Regions from separate parts of the Homo sapiens genome. Here region 2 is linked to region 1. The links are chromatin contacts, found by Hi-C or POLR2A ChIA-PET in ENCODE. All regions are on one chromosome and are shown on one strand. The core of a region is the stretch at or near the end of the contact, and the rest is flanking DNA. Distances in the headings are between cores, read along the strand shown. Region 1 has its middle 21 kb from the start of MEP1A. Region 2 has its middle 26 kb from the start of TNFRSF21.

Region 1 (2,854 bases), core at 255-2,754:
ACAGAGCGAGACTCTGTCTCAAAATAAATAAATAAATAAATAATAATTTTAAAAAGGGGAGAAAAATCATTAAAAAAATAAAGTATTATGGCTCCTGTAACTGCAGACACACCCATATTTAAATGAAAGCAGAGGGGGAAAGCTACTTTAAAATAAAGGTGTGATGGGGTTCTGGATCACCTAAGGCATTTCTGGTTACCAACATCCCTTTACTCAATCAAGCTGGCACGGAAATATATTTAGGTCAGGCGCGGTGGCTCACGCCTATAATCCTAGCACTTTGGGAGGCCTGGACAAAAAAAGAGCGAAGCTCAGTCTCAAAAAAAAAAAAAAAAAAAAAAAAAAAAAAAAAAAAAAAAAACGGAAATGTATTTACTTGTGCAAGCCCAGCTGACAGGTTGAGGATGATAAGGCTTGGGTGTTGAAAGACACATTGAGCAATATGAGCATTCCCATATCACTCAAGTGCCTATACTTACGCTCATTCACGCTGATGGAACTTCCTCTTCTCCCACCATTTCAAAACATGGCACGCAAAATGAAAGGAAGAAAGACAAAAGAAGCAGCTAAGGTTGACAACGGAGTTGAAAGGCGCTGGTTTGTGAAAGCAAACAGATATGATGGAATACACATAAATACACACATATACACACACACACAAAACCAGATGGTAAAGTCAACCTTTATGGGAGGGGGACCACATAATTTACTCATTCTCTTCTAGGACACTATACATGAAGTTCTGCTCATAGCAGAGTGAATAAAACCTGAGTCGTTTTTATTTTGTTTCATTTTTCCTCAAAGATTTTAATGTTCTAGGGAAAAAAAAACCCCTCAGTGGAAGTAAAAGATGACTGACTAACGAAGGCATAATGCCTATGTTTTTGAAAAGTGCTGTGTCAGAGGGCAACAGAACATGGGGGTAAGAGCAGGGGCTTTTGCCTGAGACAGGTAGGTTCCAGCACTTCCCAGCTCAGTGGCCTTGAGAAAGTTGCTGACCTTTGTAAGCCTCAGTTTCTTCCTCTATAAGGCCCATTCATGCTGGCTTCATTGATACTTGTGAAGATTAAGCAATATGTGGCCAGAGAGAAAGAATTGAGAAAGCTTAATGAGAGACACCTTTCTTAGAACTCATCAAGACTAAAGGTTCCTCGAAACATAAGATTGACGGAGGGATAGTGAGATGGCAGGTGACTAGTTATGTGTGAAAGCAAGCAGTAAGAGCTAGTAGAAGGTAGGTATTAGGATGGTACTATAAAATTTTTAAAAATTTTTTCTGTGTATTTGAAAGTTTTCTAAATGTAATGATAGGGGGAAAATCTAGAGGCTTTTCTGTAGTAGCCAGTGGCCTTTGGAAATGTCTGTGGTGCCCACAAGCCCAAGAAATTAGAAACAATTCCCTCACATTCTGCTGTGTAGTCAGAGTTCAGGATCTATTTTAGGGTAGTCAGTTCAAGCAATTCTTTCTAAGCAGTTTGAACTTGAGGAGTTTGGTTAGTCTGCCATATCTTCAGTTTCCTCATTTGTAATTGGTGATAGGCATGCCTGCCTCTTAGGATTACACATGATGTACCTGGCACTCATGATTATAGTTATGACTCTTATTATCGGAGTCAAGAGGACCTTAAAGTTCATCTAACCAAAAACCCTTATTTTACAGATGGGCAATCAGATGCTCAGAGAAGAAAAGTGATTTCCCCAAGCTCACATAGCGGATTTGTTGTAGAATTAGTATTTGAATTTGGGTTTTCTGTGTTCTAGTCCAGTCATCTGTCCACCGTCCCACACTCCCTCCAGAGGATTGTTCCCCCCATCTTATAAAATCACATGTAACAACTATAGGGCAATCAGGCATCACCAATAATTCCTATGCAAAAGAGCAAATTTCACTAAGAGACAGCTCAGGAATTCTCTCCCCTGCTGGCTTTGTCACTCTGTTCTCAACATTTGGGTAGTCCTAGATTCCATCAGACCAAAGGACTTTGGGGCAGAAGCCGTGAGCTCTCCAGGAATCTTGGACTTGAGGGGTACTAGAATTTTTCTCTTTGGGCACTCTGGCATGGCTTGTGGGAACATTATAAGTACAGCAGCAGTCTCTTAGCAAACCATTTCTTGTCACATGTCATTTGACAAAACCAAGGCAAAGAAGAAGCTCCCTTCCAGGATATAACTGGAGTCCCAAGGCCAGCCTGTGGCCACACATGTTCCTCTTATTGGGCCGGGGAACTCTAAATTCTTGCCACATTTGCAGAAGAGAAATCAGAGACCTTCCACCCACTAGGAACCATGTGACTGTTTAGCAACTTTGCAGCAGGGGTTCAGAAATTAGAGAGAACAGCTTCTGCTCTCTAAGTTGGCTTCCTATTTCTCGCCTGGTCACACTCAAGACACTTCTCTGGCCTTATCTAACACCCATGCACATTGTGCTAGTCTCCAAGTAAATTTAGCTACAAAGATTTTTTTTTTAATGTTCAGTACTGGAATTCCCTCAGCCATGTGACTCTGAGCCTCCTTATCAGGTTCCATGAAACTTGATGACTGCAGATCCTGAAGAATCTAAGGTAGCAAAATACTTTCCACTGAGAAGTCAAGGTTGTGTGTGAAACAGTGAAACATGAGGTCTGGCCCCTATTGCTATTATAAAAATGTTAAGCTATGTAAGCTTTTGGGATGGCTTTTCTGCCATCAGAGCAATCTGTGGAACTGGTTGCCAAGGAGCCAGCAAAGGCTAGATGAGTTCCTTTACAAAACAGTTCTATTGAAGAATAATTTACATGCCATCAAATGCTCTCATTTTAAGTGTATAACTCAATGATGTTTAGTAGACATATGGTTGTGCAACCACCACCACAAA
Region 2 (2,818 bases), core at 60-2,559, 560 kb after region 1:
TCCCTCTTCTCTCACCCCTCCTCCTCCCTGACCCCTCCTATACTTGTGAACTCCTTACCACCCCAAATGCCAAGAATGTGAATTATATAAAAAGGCAAAAATATAAGATGTAAACAGAACCAGACAATGGAGAAGGAAGCAAAATTGTTTTTCAAATATAAGAGGAAAAAGCAAATCCTCTAAAAGATCCTATTACATGGTGGTGACTCAGATACTGGGGCTTGGGAAGGGATGGATCATTTCAACTCTCATGGGAAGGTAACTTTGTCCTATACAAAGACTGTGATCTTGAGAAGTGATAGCTTCCCCCAAGGTAAGGTACTTGCAATACCACAATCTAGTTAGAAACATGTATTTGGTCTCTGTTCCTGCTTTGATAGAAGTGCTCTATCTTGTAGATAGAGATGCTAGGAGAATCTTTTGTTCTAATATTTGGTCTTTGACCCTAGTTCCTGACACAGAGCATCTAAAACCTTTGTAATTTCCTGAGTGATACGAGTGTCTGACACAGAGCTCCTAAATCCTTTAGAACTTCCTGGGTAATAAGAGCATCTTTTGTTCTAGTGAGGCAACTTTCGGTGGGCTTCTGGATAGCCTCAGGATGGAGGCTGTTTGCCAGGGGAACCAACCATATGACTAAAGGCTGAAACTTTAAGCCCCATTCCCTGATCTCAGAGAACGCAAGAGGGGCTGAAGGTTAAATGGATCCTCGATGACCAGAAATGTAATCAATTACACCTATGTAATGAAGCTTCAATATAAATCCAAAGGGACCATGGTATAGAGAGCTTCCAGGTGGCTGAATAGGTAGAGACTCCTACCCAGAAATGGCCTGGAAGCTCTGTGTCCCTTCCCACACGCCTTGCCCTATGTATGCATCTCTTCCATCTGGCTCTTCATCTGTATCTTTTGTAATATCGTTTATAATAAATGCGTAGATTAAGTAGGTTGTTTCCCTGAGTTCTGTAAGCCTCTCTAGCAAATTAATCAAACTCAAGGAGGAGGAATTCTGATTTACAGCTGTTTGGTCACAAGTATAGGTGACCTACTAATTGTGATGGGCATCTGAAGTTGGAGGGCAGTTTTGTGGGACTGAGCCCTTAACCTGTGGAATCTGACTCTAATTCCAGGTAGATAGTGTCATTATTGAATTAAATTATAGGACACCCAGTTGCTGGTGTTAAAAGAAAAACTTCAGCTGAATTAAATTTAAAGGAGTTTAATTGAGCAATGAATGATTCGCGAATAGGACAGCCCTCAGACTCAGCAGATTCAGAGAGACTACAAGCGTGCCTCGTGGTCAGAACAAATTTACAAACAAAAAAGGGAAGTGACATACAGAAATCAGAAGTGAGGTACGGAAACAGCTGGATTGGTTACAGATTGGTGTTTGCTTTATTTGAACACAGTTTGAACACTTAGCAGTCTACGAGTGGTTGAAATATGGCCTCTGGGATTGGCCAAGACTCAGCTATTGTTACAGGCACATAGTCCTAAGTTAGGTTTTCAACTTGTCTGCTTATCTTAATAAGGTTACAGTTCATCCACCAGGTCTCAAATATAAAATTACGGAGTCCTTCTCAGCCCATATTTAGTTTGCTTTAACAGTGTTCACTGGAAAATTGCTTTTGGTGTGTGAGAAAAAAAATCCCCACACACATTTTGGTGACCAGAGGTGACGTATTCTATATTGGGTGTGTAAGAAAAACACTTGGTTTTCCATCACATACTCCCAGAGCCAGGGGAGAATGCAGGAGGCCTGTCAGTAATGCCTCTAGGAGAAACCAGTGGGCTTCTTGGCAGAGGTAACACATGAGCAGGCTATTGCTGAATGCAGTATGACTCTCGGTGGATACAGGGAGAAGGGCATGTCTCCCCCATCAAAGGAGCAGCCAAACAATGACGAGAAGTCCTCAAAGCCCCTCCATGGTGTGACCTCTGGAATCCCCTCCAACTTCACGTATCACTCCCTTCCATGCTCCCTCTGCTCCAGCTACACTGACTTCCATGCTGTTCCTTAAACTTGCCAAGCAAACCCTGCCTTGAGGGTTTTTGCACTTGCTGTTCTCTCTGCCTGCCAATCTCCTTTCTCACTCCTTCATTGTATCCTCCACTCACAGCCATCACTTCAGAGAAGCCCTCTCTGGCCCCCCTTCTAAAATAGCAATCCCTGTCATTCTCCATCCACTTTCCTATTTTGCCTTTATCAGCATTTTTCTCTACCTGGCATTACATTTTTTCCTTCTGTGTTTATCTTACCATTTTCTGTCTTCCCCCATTAAGTTAAGCCCTGTACTTACAAGACCTTTTCCCACAAGCTTCTTAGCAGACTTAGAATTGATTCCTTTGTTTTGGGCTGGCTGCACAATTTTTTCACTTTGCCTTAGAATTTCATCACCAAGAAGTCTTCACACACAAAGTCTTCACAATCAGGGCAAATGTTCCTCAAAATTCATTTTTTAAATCCAGGTAGAATTTTCTTACCCCTGTTTAACCCTTCCTATCTGTCATTCATTGGCTTTGTGAATTATCTCAAGCCTGAATTATTCTACCTCACCCCAGCCTGTCTGTGCCCTGCCTATGTCAAGAATTCTGCCTTAGCACTGAGAGCCTGCCTGAGAGCTGGGGTTTAAAATGTCAGGTGGGACCCACTAGCACAATTGTGTTTCAGTCCAGACTTGTTGAGCTGCCTGGGTGCAGACATGTAGGAGGTGGAGGGCTAGGTTACACAGGGGTGAAGCTTATAACAGAAAGGGGACAGGGCAAGGGTGTTAAGGGTGTATGCAGTGGAAGATTCACAAAGACAGATTTTGAAGTC

The links. Hi-C counts contacts between places; a loop is a spot of excess contacts on that map. ChIA-PET counts read pairs that join two places held with the same protein, here RNA polymerase II (POLR2A).
Region 2: a map of CD8-positive, alpha-beta T cell shows a loop between it and region 1 (15-fold over the local background). The contact joins two enhancer-like sites. A Hi-C loop is called at or near these places in 1 of 168 maps with a recorded cell type or tissue (CD8-positive, alpha-beta T cell). POLR2A ChIA-PET finds 5 or more read pairs at or near these places in 1 of 52 experiments (WTC11).

Annotation. Positions count from the first base shown.
Region 1 is chr6:46,770,712-46,773,565 of GRCh38, forward strand. No RefSeq gene overlaps it. Among named protein-coding and RNA genes, the nearest start is that of MEP1A, 21 kb to the right of the region's middle. Within about 2 kb of position 1,505, at least 2 of the 41 ENCODE cell types and tissues checked have a DNase peak (open chromatin) inside an H3K27ac peak, as active enhancers do.
Region 2 is chr6:47,334,327-47,337,144 of GRCh38, forward strand. No RefSeq gene overlaps it. Among named protein-coding and RNA genes, the nearest start is that of TNFRSF21, 26 kb to the left of the region's middle. Within about 2 kb of position 1,310, at least 3 of the 41 ENCODE cell types and tissues checked have a DNase peak (open chromatin) inside an H3K27ac peak, as active enhancers do.